Linked DNA regions of Homo sapiens: region 2 is linked to region 1. Evidence: chromatin contacts called from ENCODE Hi-C or POLR2A ChIA-PET data. All regions are on one chromosome and are shown on one strand. The core of a region is the stretch at or near the end of the contact, and the rest is flanking DNA. Distances in the headings are between cores, read along the strand shown. Region 1 holds the start of LINC00683 (long intergenic non-protein coding RNA 683). Region 2 overlaps LOC107985151 (a long non-coding RNA gene).

Region 1 (5,559 bases), core at 1,059-3,558:
TTCTGGAGTAAGATAGCACTGTGTCCTGAGGGCAGAGGGGCAGCCCTTTGAGACCCCAGGTGAGGCAGAGCCGGCCTGGAAGTCACCCTTAGGCCCTCAGCCTGACCCACACCATGCCTGCGGTCTCGTGGGAGACCTTGAGCCAGCACCACCCCGCTGAAGTGCTCCTGAATCTCAGCCTGCAGAAACTGTGTGAGATAACCTGTGTTGATTGTTGTCTAAGCCTCTAAAGGCCGGATGAGTGTTAGGCAACAATGGATAACTAGTAGACCTGGACTTGTGTGGTTCGGGGTCCTAGATGCTAAAAATCTGGTTTTATGCTTGGATTTAAACCTACCTCTGCCTCTGCCCCGTCGGAGGTCCTTGGCATTTCCTCCCGGGTTAGGACACCTAGCCCCAGGCATCTCCTCTCATGACCTTTACCAATGTGGTGACAGTTCAGATGAAGGTCCTTGGCATGAACAGGAGTTGTAAGGATGGATATAGTGACTCGGTGATTGAATACTAAACCCAAATTTAAAATAAACGTGGGTCATTTGGTCCTATAATCTTTGAAAAAGCAATTATGTATAACGGCAGAAGGTTTCAGCTGGATGTCAGATTATACGGATCTAAGAGTCAGTAGGAGGCCAGAAGAGTGGGAACTATTCTTTTCAATGTGATGGTGGGAAGCGAAAACAGAGGGCTCTTTTTTTGTTTCTTGGTTGGTTTGTTTACTAAGGCATGGAGAGGTGAGCTTGTGTTGTGGGAATAAGAGAAGGGATTCGTGGGAGGAGATTGAAAATGCAATCTAGAGAGGGTCATGGGTGGAGAGGGGTGCAGAAAGATGGGGGTCAGCTTGACTCTTGTGGTTTCCCTGAACTCTGCCTCATTCTAGAGATAACTGGGGTGAACTGGTGTCTCAGTGGGACTGTGGAATCCACAGGTGCAGAATGAGGTGCTTGTCCAGCTGAGGTGGGTCTTCCTGGAGTTGGAAGCATGGATGTACAGGAAGCCCTGTCACCAAGGCTGGCAATTCCACCTGAGGATCAACTCGAGAAGTGGCCATCAGAAACCTGTGACGATGAACCCGTGGCTCTCCTTTTGCCTGCTGCACCCCAAGTGTGGGGACTGTACTTGGCACACAATAGGCATTTAATGCACATTGAATGGATGAAGTCTGAATGTGGTTGCTCAGAGTTGGTGATTACCGAAGTCAGAATGGAGGGAGGTCAAGGGGCTGTGTCTTGAGGGAAGAAGGAAGAACCTCGTGGCAATGGCTGAACTGGGAATCCAGAGGTAAACTGATCCAGCATGGGGGAGGGAGGCTTAGGGTCTGGAGATGATTTAATAAGAGTAGCAGGGCCCGAGAGGGAGGCAGCAGGAATGTGGCTGGAGGAGCCTCCAGGAGCCCTCTGCCAGGGTCGTGAGAACCCATGGGCTGGGGCCAGGGAGATGAGAGGTGGAGGCTGGGACCATGGTGTCCTCTTCTTAATCAAAAGCTGATGCATTTTGTTTCCTCTTGAAGGTCTCAGAGTCCCCACAAATCCCTGCCTTGTTCACAACAGTTGGGGCTTTGTGCTTCTCTCTGAAATAAAACTTTTATCTTAAAAAAAGAAAAGAGAATGTATCCAATATAGTATATCATAATCACAGTATTGGGAACTTTCCCAACCCTGGTGGGAAGGAGGAGGAAGTCGTGGGTTCACTGGGGCACAGGAAAAAAATGCCAGAGATGTCCACCCCTAATTTTTTTCCTCTCCTCTTCTGGGTTTCTGTTGTAATGGATTGAAAATACACAGGAGATGTAATGCAAAACTTGGCTTTGATTTTTTTTTCCCACCTAACTCTTTAAAGGTTTGGAAAGATTTGATTACATGGCAGGGAAAGTAAAAATGTGGATGAGATATCCTGACGCTCAGGCCACATGACCAGGTGATAAGGCGTTCAGAGACTGCCAGCGGCAGCTGCTGGCTCAGGTGCGGCCTGTGTGGGAGGACTCGTGTCTCGGTGGTTACAGAGAAGCTGGCTTCCACGGTGTGAACCCGACTGAATCACAGGCCGCTTTTTTGTTCTCCCTCGGCCTTGGAGGGCCTGGGACGTTCCTGTTGCCCAACATCCTGGTGAGCTGAGAACATTCTGTAGATTAATTAGGTTCTCTCCTCTGGCTCAGCAGGTCTGTTCTAGCCATTTGACCAAAGGCTCTCTGATATTTTCTACCAGCCTTAGAACGACAGTCTGCAGATGTGTGCACATAAATGTCTGGGAGGAGCACACAGATACTGTGGGAGGAGTGGGTCCGGCGTAGCTATTGGGAGATCTCGCTCGTACACATGGCGCTACATAGAAAGAATGCCCTGAGGTGAAGGTGACAGCTCGGCAGTTTCTTAATACCCTGAACTTGAGCGTGGCCTGCGCTAGAGAAAATACACGGTGCTTCTTAAAAACAAAAGCCAGCAGCCTGCAAGAGGGCTGTGCCTGCGAGTTCCTGGGAGCAGGAGGGGGCTGTTCCTCCGCCCCTGGCTCCAGTTTCACCCAAGTCACTTCACAGCAGTTGGAAGGAGGTCACCAATTGTTGAGTGTAGGCGGGGGGCGGGGAGGGAGAGGAAGAGGGATGAAAAGGGAAGGCCCGGGTCAGCTGGGAGAGGAGCTCGCGGGCTTTCCGGCGGGCTGGCCTGAAGTGGAAGGGCCCAGGGCTGCCTGCCACCCTCAGATGCCACGCAGGTGTTGGGAGGGCACCCGTCTGTGGGCTCAGGGACGTGTTCCCACCGACAGGCACAGAACGGAAAGCACCTTGGGGGAGACGCCCTTCTCCCCATCTCAGGAGGGAGGCCGGGCCTGCAGACCTCCAGCCCTTCCCCAGCGCTCGCTGTGAGCTCCCCCCCCCCACCCGCCCCCCACGTGCTGGGGAGCAGGTCCGTTTCCCCACCAGTTTGCCTCTGGTCTTTGTGTTTGCTCTGAGGCCAGGCGCGCCCCCTGCTGCAGGCCTGGGCTCCTGTGTGGAGTTCTCCTTTCAGATGTTGCTAAAATGTCTTGAAAGGCTGCGGCCACACCAACAGACGTCGTCCGGCCTTCTTCACACGCAACGAAGCGCCCAGGTGGAAATGCATGTACCCGCGGCAGCTTCTCGGCAGCGGGCTTCCTGGGACGGAAGACACAGGCTCGCCCGAGGGAGACGGAAGCAGGGGATCTGCTAGAACTCAGCTCGCCTCCTCCTTTCTCAGCAGGGCAGAGAATCATGGGCTTGTGCTGACGAAAGCTCCAGAAAATGGACTCATTTAACCTTTCCAAAGATATTATCCAAGCTGCAAAATCTTGGCAATCTGAAGACCTTTTAAGTCGATATACCAAAGAGCTTTAGTCAGGATTGAATGCAAAATGCCAAAATTTCACTTTTAAAATCATCGTAACATCTAAATACAACCTAAGCACACTTGTAAACTGATGCCGAACAGGCACTTGGAGAGCCCTCCCTGCACCCCTTCCTCGCCCCCTCCTTTGTGCAAATGCTGTTTGCCCAGAACTTCAGCCACTGAAAATCCTGGGAACTTTCTCTTCCTGGCTGCCAACCTAGCAGTTTGGACTCACAGACGAGATTTTTAAATCACTGAGGGATTTAAGCCTCTCTGTGTCACAGAAAAGCGAACACCCTCCCAGTTGAAGGTGGCCCCAAAGATGCGGGCCTGGGACCCAGGACTTCTGCAGGAGAGTGGACGCCTGGGTGCCCCCCGCCTTGCCCTGCACATGGTAGGTGCTCAATAATTACACAATAAATATTCACACAAAGCAGTGATTCTGCCGAAGAGATCCACTGCAATGCACCTGGCTTCCTAGAAGCAATAAATGAAAAGCTTTTCTATTTTTTTAAGAAAAGAAAAGATTAATGAAGCCCTGACGTAGAGGCAGAGAGCTCAACAGAATCCAGTGACTCAAGGCGTGCGCAGAAGCAATTTGCTTCTGAAACTCTAAACACCGTTCTTTAGTACTTCCTGACACTCCTCAGCAGCAAGCAAATAAATATTTACATGTGGAAGGAGACTGTCCTTTGAAATGTAGGTTGTTCCATTCAGAAGAGAAATACGGCAAGGTGCCACTACTTTAGTGGCAACACGCGTTATTATTTATGTTTTCCAGTTTGAAAATCGTGCACTTTCTATCAGGACCCTTAAATGGTAAACACTGATTCCCACGTGAAGCGAATTAGTCCAGCAGCCACCCCCCCCTTGGTGGTTCAGGGACAACAGCATAAGCTTTGACAAATCACCCTTTGTTTTATGCTTTGATTACCTGGTGAGCTAAAAACAATGATAGTAAAAGCCTGGACCTGCCATGTATTCAGTCTGCATTTGTTACTCTCCCCTTTCTTCCATTTATGAGTTTGTTCCCAAAAGATTTTTTTAAAAAAATTCTGACTTGAGTAACTTTTCCTCTGATCTGATCTGTTGTCAAATTAGTGGGTGGCAGGAGAAAGCCAGTCACATGATATCATCGTTTCCTATTCAAACAGACGGCTTTTTTTTTTTCAGTAAAAATACTCGACTGCAAGACTATGAGTGTGCAGATAATTCTGCTGCTTACTCCGATTGGAGGTGTCTCCAGGGAGTTTCCAAGCACAGGAAGCATTCCTGCTCTGAGGTTTCGGAAGAACACTTTCAGCAGGATTTTGGGTCACTGAAATGAAAGTGAACTATGCTCTGTACAAATGTATCATGTTTAATTCAGGAGAAATTCATGCATTTCTTTGTTCTATAAATATTTACTGGCAGCTCGTTTTGTATAGGAGGCTGCCACCTCCCAAAAGCCCCCTGCTCCTCGAGTGGGTTGAGCCTGAAACCCCACATCCACAGACGTGCCCAGCGGCCTTGGGTGCTCAACACAGGCTCGTTCAGGTACGACCAGATAACGGGGCATACCTGGTCCCAGAGTTCAAGGGCTTGTCTTATTTTATTTTAAACATCAGACTCTAACTGCTTGTTTAATCTAAATGTTAGCAATCAACCTACAGCCACCTGAAATATGTGAGTGGTGTTTAACAGATGATAAAGATCATATATTACTTGCATGGAAAGAATGTAGAAATATAGGTGTCCCTTTTAGTCTTTAGTGTGTCCCCATAATCAATGTCCCCAGCTCATTAATGAAAAGGTCCCCTCCTCCTCCCCCATCGCTGCCCTCATTCCTATAATGTAAACAGCCACCAATGGCTCCTATTTCTTTGTTCAAACAAACAATAGCCTTATAACGAAGAAGAAAATTAGTATCAGGTGAAAGCCTCACTTCAGGGTGCTTATGGCTTTTTCTTTTTTCAGAATAACAGAGTACACCAGTCATCATAAGAAGAAAAATTCACATTTAAAGTTTGGAAAGCAACAGGACAAAGGTCTGTCTTCAGTGGTGCGTAGACATGCTCGTGATTGAATTGGAAATAGTTCTCTTTCCTTCTCTCTGACTTCCTAACTGAAAAGCTGCAGCGTGGGGAGAAAGGCTGCTCAGAAGCCTGGAGCCAGAACACGCACCCCGGCTTTTGCAGGGCCGGCTCACTTGGTTAGAATCAAAGGAAAAGCCTTGTTATTTGGGAAG
Region 2 (5,795 bases), core at 2,081-4,580, 38 kb after region 1:
GCCACGGTTACCACTTGAGACTGTCATTACCACAGTTACTACTGTTACTACTTGAGACTGTCATTATGACAATTGCTACTCTTACTACTTGAGACCATCATTATGACAATTACTACTGTTACTACTTGAGACCGTCATTATGAGACTGAATGAAGGGGGATGAACATAGAAATGAAAACTTAAGACAAAAGAAACTGTTTTAAAGGAAAGGGCCAGGGGAAGAAGAGAGCTCCCCGCTTCTAGTGAGCAAAGGCAGCAGCCCTGAGCTTCTCCAGCCCTTTGTATTTATTGGGTAGAAAGAACAGGGAGGAGGAGGTGAGACTGGTCAGCTGCTTAATTGATCACAGGTTCACATTATTGCTAACAGGCTCCAGATGCGTCTAATCCCAAGCAACACTTGTGCCTGGGTTGTGACTGCCCTCAGCATTCCTTCTGGGCTGCAGATGCAGTTTGTCAGTTTGCCAACATCCTGCTTTCATGAGAACAGTTTGCTGTTTACCCATATGGCCTCCAGTGGTGCACTGAGTTGATCACGACCCTCACCCTTTTGGCCTTCAACAGTGGTGGCCAAGGGACAGACTCTGGCGTCACAGGGTCCACTCACTGTGTCTCAGTCTGTTTGGGCTGTTATAGCAAAGTACCATAGGCTGGGTGGCTCATTAGCAACAAAACTGTATTTCTCACAGTTCTAGAGGCTGGCAAGTCCACAGTCAAGGCAGATTTGGGGTCTGTTGAAGACCCATTTTCTGGTTCGTGGATGGTACCTTATTGCTGTGTTCTCACGCAGTGGAAGGGACAGACAAGCAGTCTCTCTTGGGGCCTCTTTTATAAGGCACTAATTCCATCTATGAGAGCTTCAGCCTCATGACCTTATCTGCTCCCAAATGCCCCATCTCCAAATACCACCACCTTGGGAGTTAGGATTTCAATGCTTTGGGTGATGTAAACATTCACACCACAGCCTTGTGGGACACTGGGCAGGTTACCTTCAGTGCCTCATGTTCATTACCTGTGCAGTGGAGGATCGTAACCACACAGGGCGAGAATAAGGCATAAGCAATATCACTAAGGACACCGCCTGGCTAAGAGGTGGCACCAGGAAGTGACTACAGTTTCCATGTTACCTGCATGTGTGCCCCAGGAAGGTCCGACTTTTCCTCTTGGTCCACTTGATCGCCTATTAAGTAGTCTACACACTGTTACAATTTGCTAGTAGTACATCAACTACAAGTTGATGCAATGAAGTTGGCCAAAGGAAAAACGAGGGATCTGGAGTCTGGCTGGATGCCCTTTCCACGGGCTCTTCCCAGAAATGGCTGTGTCTCCCTGCTCCTGGTCCTCCAGGACCCATCTCCTCCCCATGATCCTCTCATGAGTTGTCTTCAAGAGGAGGTAGCCCTTTGCTATTTGAAACCACACAATTAATGGAGAATGCTGGAACGTACTCAACACTAAATCTACTTTATAACTTTTTAGTGTCTTTTATCTGGTGTCTCCAACTTCTGTAAAAGGAAAAGAATTTCAGCCCTAACCAGAATAGCCTTCAGTTACTGATGGTATCAGTAAACACCGAGGGCTTTGCTTGAGAAGATACAGCCACTTCTGGCCATAAATTCATTTTTCAAAGACCCCTTGCCTATAATACCTGGGCAAAACCACTCAAGAACAAATGGTATTGTTCACATTAAACAAAAAAGCAAAATTTCCAACAGCACCACCCCTGCTCATGTCCCACATCTATGGAACCAGTTCTTTACTTTCTGAAGCACAGAGGAGTTTTACTGTCTGGACATACCCAGCAGGAAAGGGTCAATCGTTGGCATTATCTGAGGAAGTCCATGTTTCCCCTTATATGACACCAATAACCAATTGCTGTCGTGAGAGATTTTTCCACATTAACTCACTTAATCCTCATAAGAACCCTATAAGGTAGGGACTATATTTAGCTCCATTTTATAGGAAAATGCGAGAGGAAAGCTGCATCACTTGCCCGATGTTACACGTCCACTAGACGGTGGTTGGGGGACCCGGGTTTGGACTGAGCAGCTCCTGCCTTTGTCATCCATGGCATGCACCCTCTTGCTCGGAGGAGGTCCCCTGCATCAGCCCAATCCTGGCTTGGAAAAGTCTCAACCTAAAATGAGTGAGAGCAGTTTGAGTATCGTGAGTAAAATTTGGAATAAATTAAAGATTTAATGTTCCCTTATTAACAAAACATAACTAGCTGTGCTTCAAAAAGAAAAAAAACACTTTTGAATATTGAAAAGGCATTTCTTTTATTTACATAATGATCTATATCCAGATGTACAGGAAACAAATCCCAGGTTATAACAATACCTACAGCTCCGAGAAAGATACCTCTTATTATGCTGTATTTCTAATACAACTGATTCTAAATACAATTGATCCTCTTAAATTCCATTTTGAAATATTTTCCCCATCTGCTTGCTTACAATCTATTTTTCAGAAGCAACTGAGTATACATTCGACATAAAACTGAAATATTTACTCAAAATGTCAATGCATACTGCTCCTGACACATTTATATGAAGGATAATTTCTTGGTGATTGAATAATTTTTAGGACTACTTTTTGAAACATCCCTTGTAAGTAATTTAGACCTAGACTGTATTTCCTATAATGTTAAGCACTCAGTAACTGTTAAGAGGCATAAATCAGCTTACTTTGTAAATTAGTTTAAGTGATCGCTGCTCCTAGGAAAAACAGAGACTGTTCCCAGTGCCCCTGATGACAGATGGGGGCCAGGATAAGGAGCATCCTGCTCTGTGGACATCTTCTTTTCACTTCTCCCCCTGCATACTTCAAAAAATTCCATTGTCGCTTTTTAAATTACACAAAGGACATTCTAGCAGTGTTATGACTGAGGAGTGCATAAGGTAAATATAGGAAAATACAGATCAACAAATTTGTATAAAAGCATATGTCAACGGCTCCTTCAAATAGGCTCCAAATTGAAGTAGTGGAAGTAACAGTTAACTTTTAGTTGCAAAAGATTAAGAGTCCTGCTCTCTCTTGTGGCACCTCTCTTCCCATTTCTCTGGAACTTTTTGCTTCAATGTAGCTCCATTTATTGTCATGGTGCTTAGGCTGGGGCACTTTGTTCTGGCCATGCAGTTATCTGGGTCTGGATCAGTCCCTTTACTGCAGCCTTTATTGGTACTCAAAGGGTGAGGCTCATAAAAAAACAGGACCAAAGAAATGCAGCCACCACAGCTCAGGAGCCAGGCTAAAGCAGGAAATGATAATGATCTCTACCAGGGCTTTCAAGAGCTCAAAGTACTGTAAGAAAATGTGAATCACGGACCGTCTGAAATGAAGCCCCTCCAAGTCAGGATGGAAAGGAGGTGCCGCCATCTAGGAGAAATGTGTGGAGTAGACGTGGATGAGCAAACCATCTGGAGTTTTATCAGCGTCCTTCTTGTTCCCTGGAAAAAAAAAATGTAAACTTTGCACAAAAAACACCATTTATTATTTATTTTTTTCCTTCCCTTCCCTTGGTAGCTTTCTGAAAAGACCAGAGCTTAATAATTCAATGATCATAAAAATTTCTTCAACTTAATGAGAAATTCAGTTCTTTCCTTGCAGGGCAAAAAATCTCTCACATTCTCACATTGTATCATGGCAGGGAACACTGCATCCGTGTGGAGAAACACCATGATCCGCTGAATAAAATCTCTCAGGAAACCTGAAGCCACTCACTAGACTGTGCAAGGCGGATTAAGATCGAGGGCGACATCGCAGTAGAGTCTATATATAGATGCCCACATGATGAAGAGCTCGAGGAAACCTTTTCTGGTCAACTCACCAAAGCTTTCAGCTACATCTGGTTATGATGGGGCATGAAACTCCTGTTACATTCTGGAAAAACAATTCAGCTGACCACAGACCACCAAGTCGATTTTTGGTCTACACTGGAGAGAACTTCCTCCCTTAGAACGTTGGAGGAATCAGACAGAACAAGGTCTGTTGCTCATCTGATCTCTAACAGGGAAGAGATCATGAGAGATTTAGAAATCAGTCTCTTGGAGGTAGATGGGTTAGAGGAATGAGTGGCAAAAAAAAAAAGACACAATATATAAAGGGAAGAAAACTGAAATCAGAAAAAGAAAGAAAAAGAACTTTCAGAAATATATGTTCTATTTAACACAGTGGATTGACCAGATGGATTTTATCTTCTCTTTTACCTAAAGCTCTGCATAATAGTTTTAAAGATATTATTCATAATAACAAAGAAAATGAGAGGAAAAACAGCAGCCAGTGAGATATTTCAACAAGGTACAGAAAGCAGGAACAGATGAGAGGTGGTAAAGTACAGGGAACGTGTCTACAGCTGAAGATGTGGACAGGAAGAGGTCGTTTACCACAAGGAGCCCAACAAAAAGGGTCTCCTTCCATAGCTGGGCCACAGGGGGAGCTCTTGCCCTCCTTCTCCATCTCACAGGGGTGGGGGCGCTCCATGCAGGGGGCCCAGGAAGAGTTTCCTCAGTGCAGGAGCCCCTGACCACCTGCTCCCAGACAATCAGAAGCCATGGGTGGGCGGCCTTCCCCCGACAGGGGAAATGAATGATGCCCCTAGCCCACAGGCCCTGCCGTGACTCAGTCTGGTTTTTAGTACCTTGGTCGTCAATGTGAAAGGACAGTCTAGCACCACAAAAGATTTGATTTAAAAAAAATAATGAAAGTTACAAAAATTAACATAGAGGAAGCAGTCTATAAAGAGAGCAGAAAAAAACTTTTAAAAAATCTATATTAACATCCTTAGGCAAATGCTGCATTCATAAAACAGCAAGATGAACGCACACGTGCACGCAGACAGAGACTAAATCACAGCTCCTGGAATTTGTAGGAATGACAACTAAAATAAAACAAAATTTCTGGCCAGGCGCAGTGGCTCACGCCTGTAATCCCAGCACTTTGGGAGGCTGAGGCGGGTGGATTACAAGGTCAAGAGATCGAGATCATCCTGGCCAACATGGGGAAACCCCATCTCTACTAAAAATACAAAAATTAGCTGGGCGTGGTGGCGGGCACCTGTAGTCCCAGCTACTCAGGAGGCTGAGACAGGAGAATAGCTTGAACCCAGGGGGCAGAGGTTGCAGTGAGCTGAGATCGCGACACTGCACTCCAGCATGGCGACAGAGCGAGACTCCGTCTCAAAAAAAAAAAATTCTGTAGAAGGTCTGAAGGATGAAGTCAAGTAAAAGTTCACAGAACTAACAAGTGCCCAAATGTAAGAGACCTGCCAAGGACCAGCAGAATGAAAGGAGACATGATCACAGGTCTGTCGTCATGGAATTCCAAGACGCCATCATTCAATAGATGATCTTGAGGGCTTTAAAATGGGAACAACAAACAAGCAGCTCCCAGGTGAAAAGGCATTAGAATGGAAGTGAGTTGCTCAGTCGCAGGGAGGCTGGAAGATGCCGCAGTGCCTTCAATATGGTCACTGTGGCCTGTATTGCAGCCTGGGAGACACAGCTGCCCAGGAGTTGATCTTTGTTGAGGCTGCATGGTGCGTGTTCACAGGGGTCCATTATGCTACTCTCTCTTTTTTTTATATATGTTTAGAGTTTCAAAAATAGAAATTTTAGGACCTACTGTGAAAACCAGCCAAAAACAACAAGGCAACAATAGGAGAAAGTGAATGAAGCCAGCGTTGCCGGTACACACAGATGACGTAAATGGATCGGGTCAGTGGTCAACACCAAAAGAACGGCCTGGAGGAGGGTCTGGCTCTATTGGACATTTTCTTTGATAAAAATAAAAAGTAAATA

What was found. A loop is a pair of places that touch in the nucleus more often than their neighbours do. ChIA-PET counts read pairs that join two places held with the same protein, here RNA polymerase II (POLR2A). Pooled maps may share reads with other maps.
Region 2: a map with no recorded cell type shows a loop between it and region 1 (3-fold over the local background). The contact joins the enhancer-like site here to the promoter of LINC00683 in region 1. A Hi-C loop is called at or near these places in 3 of 37 single-sample maps with no recorded cell type and 2 of 50 pooled maps. POLR2A ChIA-PET finds 5 or more read pairs at or near these places in 1 of 52 experiments (H1).

What each region holds. Positions count from the first base shown.
Region 1 is chr18:76,617,469-76,623,027 of GRCh38, forward strand. LINC00683 (long intergenic non-protein coding RNA 683) reads left to right here and starts at 2,309. Exons shown (of 2, transcript NR_120419.1): 1 at 2,309-3,726; 2 at 5,289-5,559. LINC01927 (long intergenic non-protein coding RNA 1927) reads right to left here. Exons shown (of 5, transcript NR_110784.1): 5 at 5,313-5,559.
Region 2 is chr18:76,654,346-76,660,140 of GRCh38, forward strand. LOC107985151 (a long non-coding RNA gene) reads right to left here. Exons shown (of 3, transcript XR_001753506.1): 2 at 3,326-3,446; 3 at 1,972-2,134. Among named protein-coding and RNA genes, the nearest start is that of LINC01927, 18 kb to the left of the region's middle. RefSeq lists an enhancer at 4,362-4,863. Within about 2 kb of position 3,331, at least 2 of the 41 ENCODE cell types and tissues checked have a DNase peak (open chromatin) inside an H3K27ac peak, as active enhancers do.